Linked DNA regions of Homo sapiens: region 2 is linked to region 1. The links are chromatin contacts, found by Hi-C or POLR2A ChIA-PET in ENCODE. All regions are on one chromosome and are shown on one strand. The core of a region is the stretch at or near the end of the contact, and the rest is flanking DNA. Distances in the headings are between cores, read along the strand shown. Region 1 holds the start of IPO9-AS1 (IPO9 antisense RNA 1). Region 2 holds the start of PTPN7 (protein tyrosine phosphatase non-receptor type 7).

Region 1 (6,082 bases), core at 2,431-4,930:
AAAAAAAAAAATCATTCCAGGACACCAGGCTGATGAAGTAACCTATCTTATCCTTTTCAGATTGACACGCTACATGAATCAAATGGATCTCTCACATACACACACTTCCTTGGCTTAAGAGAACAGGTGCCCATTCTGGAAAATGTGATAATTAATTATAGGCAATTTATTTATTTATCAGAAAATATCAGCTGGTACACTAAATGATCAGGACTACTCTAGGCTCCAGCAATCTTTATTTTCTAAGATAACTGCTTCTTAAAATCTCATCTATAGTACAATTTGGTCACAGCATGTCAACTTCTCTTGCCTGTCCTTTTAACAGGGAGTTGACAATTGACCTGTGTCCTTTCCCCATAAATTAGATATTCTTCCATTTAATCTTCAAGACAAGGGATCATCACCTGGTAGCCAAGGAAGGTAACAAATGTTTTTGGCAAAGGGAACGGACCAGTTAATCTTAAAGACCATGTGGGATCAGTCTCCTATGTGATGGACTAATAAACAGCTCACAAAGACAGTGTGGTTATTTGAGAGGACAGAGGGAGGACTAGATCTGGTTGTCACCTGATCCTGGGCCCCATGGAACCAAAAAATGATCAAAAGATTACCAGAACACAAATAATAATAGACACCAAATCCCAGATTTCTCATTAACTTCAAGTTTTAAGAGTGTTTCCGGCCTGGCCGGTTGGCTCATGCCTGTAATCTCAGCATTTTGGGAGGCTGAGGTGGGCAGACTGCTTGAGCTCAGGAGTTCAAGATCAGCCTGGGCAACATGGCTAAACTCCGCCTCTGCTAAAAATACAAAAATTAGCCAGGCATGGTGGTGCATGCCTGTAATCCCAACTACTTGGGAGGCTGAGGCACGAGAATTGCTTGAACCTGGGAGGTGGAGGTTGCAGTGAGCTGAGATCATGCCACTGCACTCCAGCCTGGGCCCTGGACCACAGAGTGAGACTCGGTCTCAAAAAAAAAAAAAGTGTTTCCTAGAATCAGAAAACAAGGTTCCTTCTACCAGGGTAAAACTAAAATGTGGGCTGGGTGCAGTGGCTCACGGCTGTAATCCCAGCACTTTGGGAGGCCGAGGCGGGTGGATCACCTGAGGTCAGGAGTTCGAGACAACCTGGCCAACATGGTGAAACCTCGTCTCTACTAAAAATACAAAAATTAGCCAGGCATGGTGGCAGGTGCCTGTAATCCCAGCTACTCGGGAGGCTGAGGCAGGAGAATTGCTTGAACCCAGGAGGCGGAGGTTGCAGTGAGCCGAGATCGCACCACTGCACTCCAGCCTGGGCGACAGACTGAGACTCTGTCTCAAAACAACAACAACAACAACAACAACAACAACAAAAGCAAAAAACACTAAAATGTGAAGCAACACCAAAGAAGTGGAAAGTAGTTTGCAAGAATGGCTCATCTTGCTCTGTAGGGCATTCTAATAGGAGGAACCATGTCCTGCCAGTTTCATCAGGCCAGATAGTTGGCTAAATCCCGGCTGGAAAGCTGGGTTCTATGTTTTCATGTAAAGAAGGGTTGAGGCTGGTAAAGAAGCAGCTACTATATTGCACCATGTTCAGAAAACATCTGAGAGATTCAGACAGAGTTTAAGGTGGGAGGTACTCTGAACCCAATGTCAAAGATAACTTGTTAAAGGCCACAAGAGGAAGAAAGCAGACCGCATCTGAGGGAATGGACCGCCATTCTCCACCTTAAAACAGGTACAGAAGGGGGTAAATCTCTATAGTTTTTTTGATAGACATTAAGGAGCCAGACTACTTAAAAGACACAAGCAGCCTCCAAAGGGTCCGAAGCATTGCACTAAACTCCAGAGACTGATCCAACCCTCTAACCAAATCCAAAACCTGAGTCATATGCTCTATTACTAGATCACCAATATCAGGTCACTGCATCGATGCCTTTCCATACTTTTCATTCTCATAGTCTGCCCAACAGCACATTACCAGTAAGTTATGGGGGTCGGGGGGCAGTCGATCTATTTCTCATCAGTGACTTAGATCAAAATTCTGTACTTCTGAAATTTAATTTTTCACTTAAAGGCTCAAAAAGATGCCAGGTGTGGTGGCTGAGGCCTGTAATCCCAGCACTTTGGGAGGCCTAGGTGGGAGGATCGCTTGAGTCCAAAAGTTTGAGGCTGCAGTGAGCCATGATGGCATCACTGCTCCAAAGTCTACACGATAGAGCGAGACCCAGTCTCAAGAAAAAAAAGATGAATAAAGTGAGGAATCAGAGTTTCAAAAAAGACCTCGAGAACTTTATAATTGACTTTGCCCAGATGAGACCATGGCATTTGGCTAAAGTTGAAAAGATCAGAGCAAAAGTGGAGTTGTTGTAAGACAGTTTAAATACAAGTCAAGGTCCACCTTTCATACAAAGGTGCCAGACATGCATTTGGAGCACCAGGAGCACTGGGTACCACTCAGGGAAGGTTTAGTTAAGATGAATTTGCACCAGACTCTCAAGTTTTATTCAGGTGACAACTTGAATGTGATGAGGTTCCTTTGCTTTGTCACTCTTCCTTCCTCATACTCAAGGGGGACAGACATTAATGTGCATAAACGAATTTTATTTAGAAGCCGCTAAAAATTCCTTTAGATTAGTTTATACATGGTTCTCAAACAGCTTTCTCCTAACCAGTGGTTTCTCCTGTATAGATCTGATATTTTATAAAACAATGACAATTACAAGTGGGCCTTCAAAATGGTCCTTAGCCTGTTAGATCCCAAATCTTAACATATTTCCAACAGAAGAAAATTTGTTTTCAACAGCTCTTTCATACTGTGAAAGAATGTAAACTAAATTTAAGAGAGATTTGTTCTAAATTCTTTTCAATAGAAATACGTCCAGTAGGAGAGCTAACTGAAGGTTTTGAATATGATGGGTGTGTGATGGGACAATTTCCCATATCTCTGATGAAGTATTTAAGTGGTGGTGGAAATATTCCTGAGTTGGGAGATTCTGAGGATTTGGAGTTCCAGTGAAGCTCTGACCAGATATATTTCTTACACAAAGACCAAGAAGATTTCTCCTCCTGTTTCTGGATTAAATTGTTCTTTGTGGTAGCTACACTGGACCCGGTGAAAGGCTCACGCGGCAGGAAATTGATAGAAAATCTCGAACCAATGGTTTATTTTCTTCTCCATCACTTTAAAGCACACAATAGAGGACGGAGACAAAGAATCAAAAACAAAGGATGATCAGTTCCTCCAAACAGAAATGCACAAAGGTATTTAATAAGGGCAAATTATTTTTAAAATAAACGTTAAGTATGGTCAGGACAGTGAAGCAATCGCATATGCATTTAATTTCTGGGAAAACACGAAGAGTACAAACAACTAGCTAGGTTTATAACTCAGAGGCAGAAACTTGTTTGATGACATCTATTAAGCTTTGATAGCCGCCTTTTCGAGGCCCTACCCTTCACCACTCCTACTAATAGCTCCCCCTACTCTTATCCCAGTACAATCCAGCTGGTGAAGAGAACAGCGAAAGACTTTGGTCCTGGACTCAAAAAATATTTCCCCGACCGCGCTACTTCCTCCAACAGCACCAAGTCTAGCTCCATCTCCGTCCCCTGCAGATTCTAGGCTCCATCTATCTTTTCAAGTCTCCACCCTCCCTCCCCCACTCCCAGGCTCCACCTCCCCCGACCCTATCCTTCAGGCGCGCCTCTCCTCTCTCGGACTTTCACAACCACCAGCGACATCAATCTCTCGCTTCCTGCTCCACTTCTCGGCGCCCACATCTCCAACTGGCTCAGGCTCCCCATGTCCCCAGCCGGTACGGAGCTGCGGTCAGCGGATTGTGCGGCTGAGCCATCCTCGTGACGGTCCCGCCTCACTCACCCTCCGTCACCTCCAGCACCTTAATCTGTTCTTCAGCAGCCGCCCGCACCTCCTGTACTGGGGATAGGATCCCGGTGAGCGTATCCACTAACGCTTCCTTTAATCCTTGTGCCACTGGACCCGGCAGCCCGGAGGCCGCACCAGCTGCCGCCGCCGCCGCCATCTTTTCTCCCCTCAGCCCGCCAGCCCCGCGGCCGGGACCCGCCACCGAATGACGGCCCCCGCGCGCGGCCAATCCGCGAAGCCGCGCCTGCGCACCAGAGGCGGGCGGGAGCGGGCGGAGGGCGGGGAATGAATCTAAGCCTCCAGAGACAGCGCCTCCTGCTGCCTGAACGAGAACTGCACCTTTCTCTGCAAGGATCTCTGGATTTGTGTGAAAACTGAGCCCCAGACAGGTTAAGGGGCTTTCCTAAAGTTGCACAGTAAGTTAGCAATCTCATTTGGAATAAAGTTCATGATATATGACTTTATATTCATGCATCTTTCAGGTGTTAGGAGAGAGGAGGCGGGATGGGAATAGATGTAGAGGGCTTTAAGGAGAGAGGTCTGGGTCACAAATAGCCCCTATTTTAAACCACATTCTTTTCCCCCCAAACACTGAAAAAAAGTTGGCTCAAGTGACTCTCTTCATCTTAGCCTCAGGAATCCAAAGAGGGGGGAAAATAAACTAAAGCAAACTGGGAAGTGGAAGTGGGAAAACCACGGCCCAGTCCCTTGGTTTTCCAGCCTAGATGAGCCCAACCTCAAAGCTGGGAAGTGGCTGGGCAGGGGAGACACCGGCATGTGAAAGGGAGTTTCTTCCAGAGTGAGTGTTGTATGTGACTATTTGAGAATGAATCCTATTTGTTGAAAATGTATAAATTTTTTTCCCTGAGAAATTATGGCTGGACATTTAAGGGGTGCGAGAACAAGAGCAGTTTGATGATATGGTTGTCAGCAGCTGGTCGTGGGAAATGGCCTACGGTGCAGAGCCGCTCCTGAATAGCGGAGCAGGTGGAGAGGATGAGCGCTCCAGTGAGGTGTTAAAAATGCAGGGTGTGGCGAGGCGCAGTGGCTCACGCCTCTAATCCTAGCACTTTGGGAGGCCGAGGCAGGAGGATCGCTTGAGCCCAGGATTTCGAGAACAGCCTGGGCAACATAGCGAGACTTCGTCTCTACAAAAAAATACAAAAATTGCCCAGGCGTGGTGGCGTACGCCCTGTAGTCCCGGCTGTTCGGGAGGTGGAGGTGGGAAGATCACTTGAGCCCAGGAGGAGGAGGCTGCAGTGAGCAGTGATTGCGCCATTGCACTCCAGCCTGGGCGACAGAGTGACATCTTGTCTCAGAAAAAGAAGAAAAAGCAAGATGTAAGCCAAGGCAGGAGGATCACTTGAGCCCAGGAGTTCCAGGCTGTAGTGTGCTGTCATCACACCTATGAATAGCTACTGCATTCCAGTCTGGGCAAGATATACAGACTCTGTCTATAAAAAAAAATAAAAATTAAAAAAAATGCAGGGCAGAGTGGCAAGCATGTAGTGGCAGAAAGGATAGAATGTTGTTGGAATGGGAGGTTCTAGAGCAAACAGAAACAGGTATTTTTTAGTGAGCTGTTCAGGTTATGTGCCTTCAAAATGGTTCCCAGGAACCCTTATCAAGTGAGTTCATTCTCACATGGCAAAGGAAACGAGTTACCAAATCCTAGGTCACTTCCAAGACTGTGGATGCTGGACTGGTAACAATCAGGGATTAAGTCATCTCATCAGAAGATTACTTCAAAAGAAAGCTTTCTCAATTATTTATTTTTGAGTTGGGGGGGTCTTGCTATGTTGCCCAGGCTGGACAGGTGATCCTCCCACCTCAGCATCCAGAGTAGCTAGAACTACAGGTACACCCACTGCAACTGGCTTGAAGAGAGTTCTCAACACACTTGTCACCTCCCATGTTAAGAGGGCAGAGATGAGTTATGTTACTACAATTTCATAGGGAAAAGATTGCTTCTTGGACCCTTCAATTTTGCAATGGGGAATAGTAAGCCTATTTACTTTCTTGAAGTGGCCAAAAGAAGTTGAACTTGATTACAACAGCTTCTAATAGGTCAGTTCACTTTTACCCCAAGAAGAAAATTTAGCAAAGTCAAGAGGGTGGTATGTTTTCAAACACTGCAGCAACCCAGATGGAGGACTCCGGAGCCTTGATGTTTGGGCTGGATGTTTTGAGATCCGGTGAAGGATTCTATG
Region 2 (6,082 bases), core at 3,583-6,082, 330 kb before region 1:
CCATAGCTAGTCCTTTGGACGGAGCCTTGAGGAGGCACCTGGCCCTAAGATGCACAGCTGCCAGCCCCCAGCGCAGCCTAGGGGACCGGGAGACAGGGCCCCTAGAGGTTCTGATAAATAAGCTGGGCATGGTGGCTCATGCCTGTAATCTCAGGACTTTGGGAGGCCAAGGTGGGCGGATCACCAGGTCAGGAGATCAAGACCATCCTGGCCAAAATGGTGAAACCTCGTCTCTACTAAAAATACAAAAAATTCGCTGGGTGTGGCGGCACATGCCTGTAATCCCAGCTACTCGGGAGGCTGAGGCAGGAGAATCACTAGAACCAGGGAGTTAGAGGTTGCAGTGAGCTGAGATGGCACCACTGCACTCCAGCCTGGTGACAGAGTGAGACTCCGTTTCAAAAAAAATAAAATAAATAAGCAGCAGCCTCCCCAGCCCAAACGTCTCCATTCAGCAAAAGAAAAGGTACCACGAGGGCTGTATCTCCTCCCCAGCAACCACCCCCACAGACAAACCCACATCCTCTCCCTAGAGAACCCCTGGGGTTCCCCCCCGCTACCCTGAGGTCTCAGGGCACCTTACTGATTCCTTCTGGAGAGAGCCAGCCAGGAGGCAGAGGAGAGAGCAAGGGGCAGGTCTGGGAGTGCTGGCTTCCAAATGTGAACTGGCCTGGCCTACAGCTGTCCCAGGCAGCGCTCTTCCGGCCCCTCCCTGCTCTCCCACAGCCTGAAGCCTGGCCTTGGGCAGCCCCCACACTGGAGGAAGATAATCACCGGGCAGCAGAGGGGCAGGGTGGCTCAGGACAGCCAAGTCGCCCACTCCCCCTGCTGCCTATACTATGGGGAAGGTGGCCAGGGAGTGGGGGAAGGCCTAGGTCCCCCTGACCAGGCCATGGGAGAGCAGGGGAGGGGCTGGTCATGTGTGGATTGACACTGTGCATGTGCATTTGTGCAAACGTGGGCCATGAGGGTGTACACACCTGTCTGGATGGATGTATGAGTGGGTGTCCGGGGACAACACAGAGCGGGAGGGAGACGGGAGCCCCTGGGAAGAAAAGGCCACATTGTAGAATAGATGTCCATTTGGCTGGCTCTGGGCTTGGGAGAGAGGGAGGGACTCTTCTATCCTAAAACCTTCCTGCCAGGGTCCTGAGTTCCAGCATCGGGCAAAGAACCAGGCACTTTCCTGGACCTCCTGGCAGGCTGGCCCTGGCATCCCAGTGCCAAGCAGGGCTGGATTACTGGTCCTCTCAGCCAGGGGTAAAGGGTATGGGATGTTCCCCTTCATCCAAAAGGTAGCAGGAGGTCCCTAGCTGGCCCGGCACAGGGTTGAAGCTTTGAGACAGGGGTGCAGTTGTCACTCTGGTCAGCCTGGACTTATCCCATGCCCTTAACAGCACTTCCCTGCCCCACTCACCCTGTCTCCCCTGCTGTCTCCCTGCTTCCTGTGGGATGAGGCTTCCCAGATCCAGTTCTTGGTGTTTCTGTCTCCCCGACACAAACAGGAACAAGCCAGGGCCTACAAAGTTGGGGCAGAACAAGCCAGCTCAGGCTGGCCTAGGGTTTTGGGGGTGGGAAGGATGGAGGAACAGCCACCCGAGATCCTAGTGCTTCTCCAGAGAGGAGCCGAGGAGGGCAGCTAGGAAGGGGGCAGAGCAGCTGGAGTGTGCAGGACCCAGCAGTCCTGGCCCCAGGCAGCTGACTCTCTCCCCAGGATCCTCCCCTTGGATTGTTAAAAGGTGGCAGCCTTTGCCTCTGGGGGCCAACTGCTCCCCAGCAAGGAGCTCCCTACTCCCTAGGGGCTGGCAAAGAGCAACGACTTCTGGGAATTCCAGATGTAATGTCCGCCTTTCCCCGGGCCTGGGCTAGGGAGGGGGGCGCTTCTGACACTTGGGGCAGGGAGCTGCGGCTCACAGCCCTGGAACTGGGAATCACTAGAGGGGAAAACAAGAGAGTCAAGACGTGTGTGGCCAGAGCTTGGGAGGGCTGAGGGCACCCACCACAGCCTCAGATGGGACAAGGCTGACTCTCAAGATGCATCATGCCCTGCACCAGTCCCTCCCCAGCCTGGCCTGGTGGCTTGGGACACCCCTCTTTGTCCTCCCTGGAGTGGACTCTGTCCCACCCGGGATGCTGGGAGACCCCTGGGAGTGACTCCTTCCTGCACTTCCTCAGTGCTCGGCTGGAAGTGCCCCGGCAGCCCGGGTTCAGGGAGAAAGTCAGCAGTGAGGAGGAAGAGGGAGGCTGGTGAGAGGTGAGACCCGGCAGCCATGACCTCCTCACCCTGTGCTGCTCCCAGACCCACTTCCCCAGCCAGCTCCTCCCAGCTCCTCGGTCCTCTGGCTGCTGACTCCCAACCTCTCCTCCGTGAGCAAAGCACACCATGGGCTGACAAGGGAGGTGCTATGATCATCCCCCAGTGGAGGGAGGAAGCTGAGGAGGAGCCTGAGACTCAGCAATTTGCCCAAGGTCACACAGTTAATAAGCTACGTTTAGACTCATTATGCATAGATCTTTCTGATTTCCAACTATTACTATACTTTCTCTGGAGTCGAGGGTGGCTAGAACCTAAATCTCAACCCAGGAACACAAATCGATTCGAGTGATGGAAGTTTGAGAGCTGCTGTGACCTTTTGGCCCCAGGGGTGGGAAGGTTCTGGAGGGGAGAGGGAGTCACGCCCAGGAGCCTTCCAACAGCCCGGATGGGACAGAGTCCACTCCAGAGAGGGCAGAGAGGGGCGTCCCAAGTCACCAGGCCAGGCTGGGGAGGGGGAGGTGCAGGGCGATGACGCATGTCTTGTGCCATCTGAGGTTGCAGTTGGCATCCTCAGCCCTCATGAGCTCTGGCCACACACCTCCATGGATGTCCAGGTATCCCTAAGCACAGGGGAAGAAGGAGTGGGCAGGAGCCAAGGAGTGACTGTCCCCTCTACCCCACATCCACCCAGAGGGAACAGGGGATCTTTGAGAGGTCTTGCCTAATGCTCAGCCACTACCCCCACCCCCAACCCCAACTATCTTCCCCATCGCCTGGCTCCCAGCTTCCTTGCTGTGAAGCTCAGCTTCCAACTGTCCAGCCACTGCTAGGCCTCAGTCTGTGGGGGAAAGGGGTGGGCTCACAGCCAACAGGGCTCAGACCCTGGAAACTTGGGGGGACCAGGCAGACCTGTGTGGGGAGGGCTTTGCCGCTTCCTCCTCCCACCCCTGTGGTGTCCTAGCTTCCTGTTCTTGATAACAATCAGCATAGGCTCAGAGCCGGGCCCTCTTTCCAACCCCCACCTGCCCCCTCCTGTGTCCCCAGGGCCCCCACTACCCACCAGTGGAAACACTGACTGGTGTGGGGGGTGAGGCAGAGGCCAGTCTCCAGGTCACTGCTCGCAAGCATGTTAGGGATTCCCAGGTTCCTGCTTCCCTCCAGTCTGTCCTGAGCACGGGAACCAACCCCTTTCCCAGCCCTAATCGGCCTCCTCCTCAGGGAAACCCACCCACTCCGGAGAGGAACGCAGGCTGCAGGGAAGGAGGTGCCAGGATCAGCTGGCCATGGAGGGGCTCAAAAAAGAGCCAGCCCCTGTCCCCACTGCCAAGAGCAAGGGCGGGTGCTGGGAGGCCTTCTGAGCCTCTGGGGGCTGTTCTTGTTCTTCGTCTCAACCCTCCTCCTCAAGGGGCCAGCAGAAGGCCAGCCCCCTCCCGACCACCCCCTCCGGCATGCCTACCCCCTGTGCCTAGGGTACCTCATTTCTTTTTTGCTGTCACCATTTGACAGCTGAATCAGGGAAGTGGGAGGAAGAAAGAGGACGTGGATTGTGCATGTTGGGGGCCGGGAAGGGAAGGGCGTTTGAAATGTTACAAGGTAAAAGGAGGCGTGCAGCGAGCATGAACCGGCTGGGCTGCTGGCCCGCAAGGAGCCTGCCAAGGTCAGGCAGGGGCAGTGGGCAGAGGAGTCTTGGACTTGGGGGCCACCCTTCAGGTCCCAGGCATCCAGGCACCCCAGCAGCGAAGAGGACATGGGAGTCCCCTGGTGTGAGGGCCAGAGACTGTCCACTGTCTGTAAGTCTTCTAAGTAGATGTCAGGGTTCTGGGAGGAGGCCTGCAGGGGGCTGAGGGCCCAGGGGAAGCCCCTCGGACTCCCTCCCACAAGTGGACTCTGCTATCTGCTTCCTGCTGGGCTGGCCTACACTCAGGCCGTGGGCTGTGGAGAGCTGGGCCGTGGCACAGGCGTGGAGACGACCTTTTTGGCCTGGCCCCGGCCCTTTCCTTCACATTGTGAGGCATGGATTCTTGCTTCTTCTTTTTCCCCACCCCGAGTCTGTGCCACATCTGCTCTGGGAAGATGTGGTCTGTGCTTGGCCATGAATTCCCAAGGCTTGAAGCAGCAAGGGCTTTGAGGGAGAGGGCCTTGAGGGAGAGGGCCTTGAGGGAGAGGGCTGTGGGGCAGAAGCAGAGAAGGAGAAATAAGCCTCCGGCCAAGGTCAGGTTGAGCAGGAGAGCCTTGGGTTCTTTGTGGGACAGCACAGAGCTGGGGGTCAGGCGAGCTGTGCCCAGCAAGTAGGCAGCGGCTGGATGTGACAAAGACCCAGAGGAGAAACACAGAAGAGGGGAGAGGGTCTGGAAGCTGGGGAAAGCAGGATGGTCGGGAAGGCCTGGCCCCTCACCCATTCCCAGGGAACGGGGCCTTGGGCCCCAGAAGGGCACAGGCGGGAGGCAGCCGACCCCTGGTGGCAGCGGCAGCAGGCACAGGAGGGCAGAATGCAGCTGGGGTGTGCGTGGGTGGCAGCAAGGAGGGGCGGAGGGAGGAAGCTGGCTTCCTGGAGCCTTCTCAGCCCTCAAAGACAGACCGACAGACAGACAGACAGCTGGCAAGAGGCAGCCTGGGGGCCACAGCTGCTTCAGTAAGTATCTGAAGGGGGGACTGGGAGTCCTGTGGCCCCGGGGGGTGCGAACTCCGGGGATATAAGAGGGCATCTCTAGGAGGGAGTGCGGGAGGGCGAGTGGGGCGCCACAGTGCCTGGCTGGGGTATGGGTGCTCACAGACCTGATGTCCCCAAGACGGGGGTGAGCAGGGAAGCCACAGGGAGCTACAAGGAGAGCAGAGGCTGAAGGGACCTTTTCTGCTACCAGAGACCCTCGCTCTACCACTCACACCTGTGCCAGGCCCATTCTGTCCCCTCACCTCCGTCCCTGCTGCCTTGGTGATTCAACACCCCCGCCACCTCGCCCACTGTGACCCTGGCTCTGGGAGATAGGGACTGCCCCCAAGAGGAGATGGTCCCACCACCTCCATGCCTCCTGTCTTGCCCCCAGCTGTCGCCTCACCATGCGCTGTCGTTCAAGGGCTTGGTGAGGCCATTTCCTGTGACGGTTACAGAGGCGGGAGACGGGGGGATGGGCAGGAGGAGGAAGGAAACACCTCCAGCCTACCTCCCTGGACAGAGACCCCAGAAGCCAGAAACAGACCTGGGAGTGGAACAGCAGCAGTTAGGAGAGGACCCTGCTGGGGTCCAGGAGCCCGCCTGCCTGGCTGCCCAACCAGCTCCAACACTGCTGGAGGCCTCCATTCTCTGTTCAGGGGAAGGCCCACTGGTTAGCTCAGAGATGGCTTCTGCGTGCTTTCTCCCTTCCGTCCTAGAGAACACATATTTTCTGTTTCCTCCCTTGCCTTCTCCCACTTGGACCTGCTCAGAGCCCTGTGTACTCTGGTGTGTGGCCTCTCTCCCCTCTCTCTTTTCCTCCTTCTGGATTCTTTCCTATCTTCATCCACAATCTCTACCCTTTATCTTGCCGTTACTCTACCCCGAGACTGCCTTCTGCCCTGGGTCCCACCAAATAGATCCTGTCCTTCCCTTAGTGAAAATGAGGCCACCTCTTGGGGAACAGAAGACGCCCCAGTGAAAACAGAGTGCAAACCTGGCCTGGCATGGGAGCCTCCTTCTGGCCAATCAGGCAGGCCAGAGAACAGCAGCGGAGGGCCCTGTCTTTCAGGCAGACCTCATGGCTGAGTGAGCCTCCCCTGGGCCCAGCACCCCACCTCAGCATGGTCCAAGCCCATGGGGGGCGCTCCAGAGCACAGCCGTTGACCTTGTCT

The links. Hi-C counts contacts between places; a loop is a spot of excess contacts on that map. ChIA-PET counts read pairs that join two places held with the same protein, here RNA polymerase II (POLR2A). Pooled maps may share reads with other maps.
Region 2: a loop to region 1 is called in a map of B cell, with 8 times the contacts of the local background. The contact joins the promoter of PTPN7 here to the promoter of IPO9-AS1 in region 1. A Hi-C loop is called at or near these places in 1 of 168 maps with a recorded cell type or tissue (B cell), 1 of 37 single-sample maps with no recorded cell type and 8 of 50 pooled maps. POLR2A ChIA-PET finds 5 or more read pairs at or near these places in 5 of 52 experiments (HEK293T, Panc1, activated CD4-positive, alpha-beta T cell and 2 more).

What each region holds. Positions count from the first base shown.
Region 1 is chr1:201,827,157-201,833,238 of GRCh38, reverse strand. It overlaps IPO9-AS1 (IPO9 antisense RNA 1), which reads left to right and starts at 3,680. Exons shown (of 3, transcript NR_046696.1): 1 at 3,680-4,288. It overlaps IPO9 (importin 9), which reads right to left and starts at 4,082. Exons shown (of 24, transcript NM_018085.5): 1 at 3,867-4,082. The coding sequence starts at 4,029. RefSeq lists enhancers at 3,783-3,992, 4,004-4,298, 4,455-4,968, 4,969-5,483 and a silencer at 4,043-4,282.
Region 2 is chr1:202,159,352-202,165,433 of GRCh38, reverse strand. PTPN7 (protein tyrosine phosphatase non-receptor type 7) reads left to right here and starts at 4,832. Exons shown (of 10, transcript NM_002832.4): 1 at 4,832-4,889; 2 at 5,980-6,082. The coding sequence starts at 6,032. RefSeq lists enhancers at 263-763, 1,343-2,011, 5,542-5,621, 5,882-5,971, 6,072-6,082.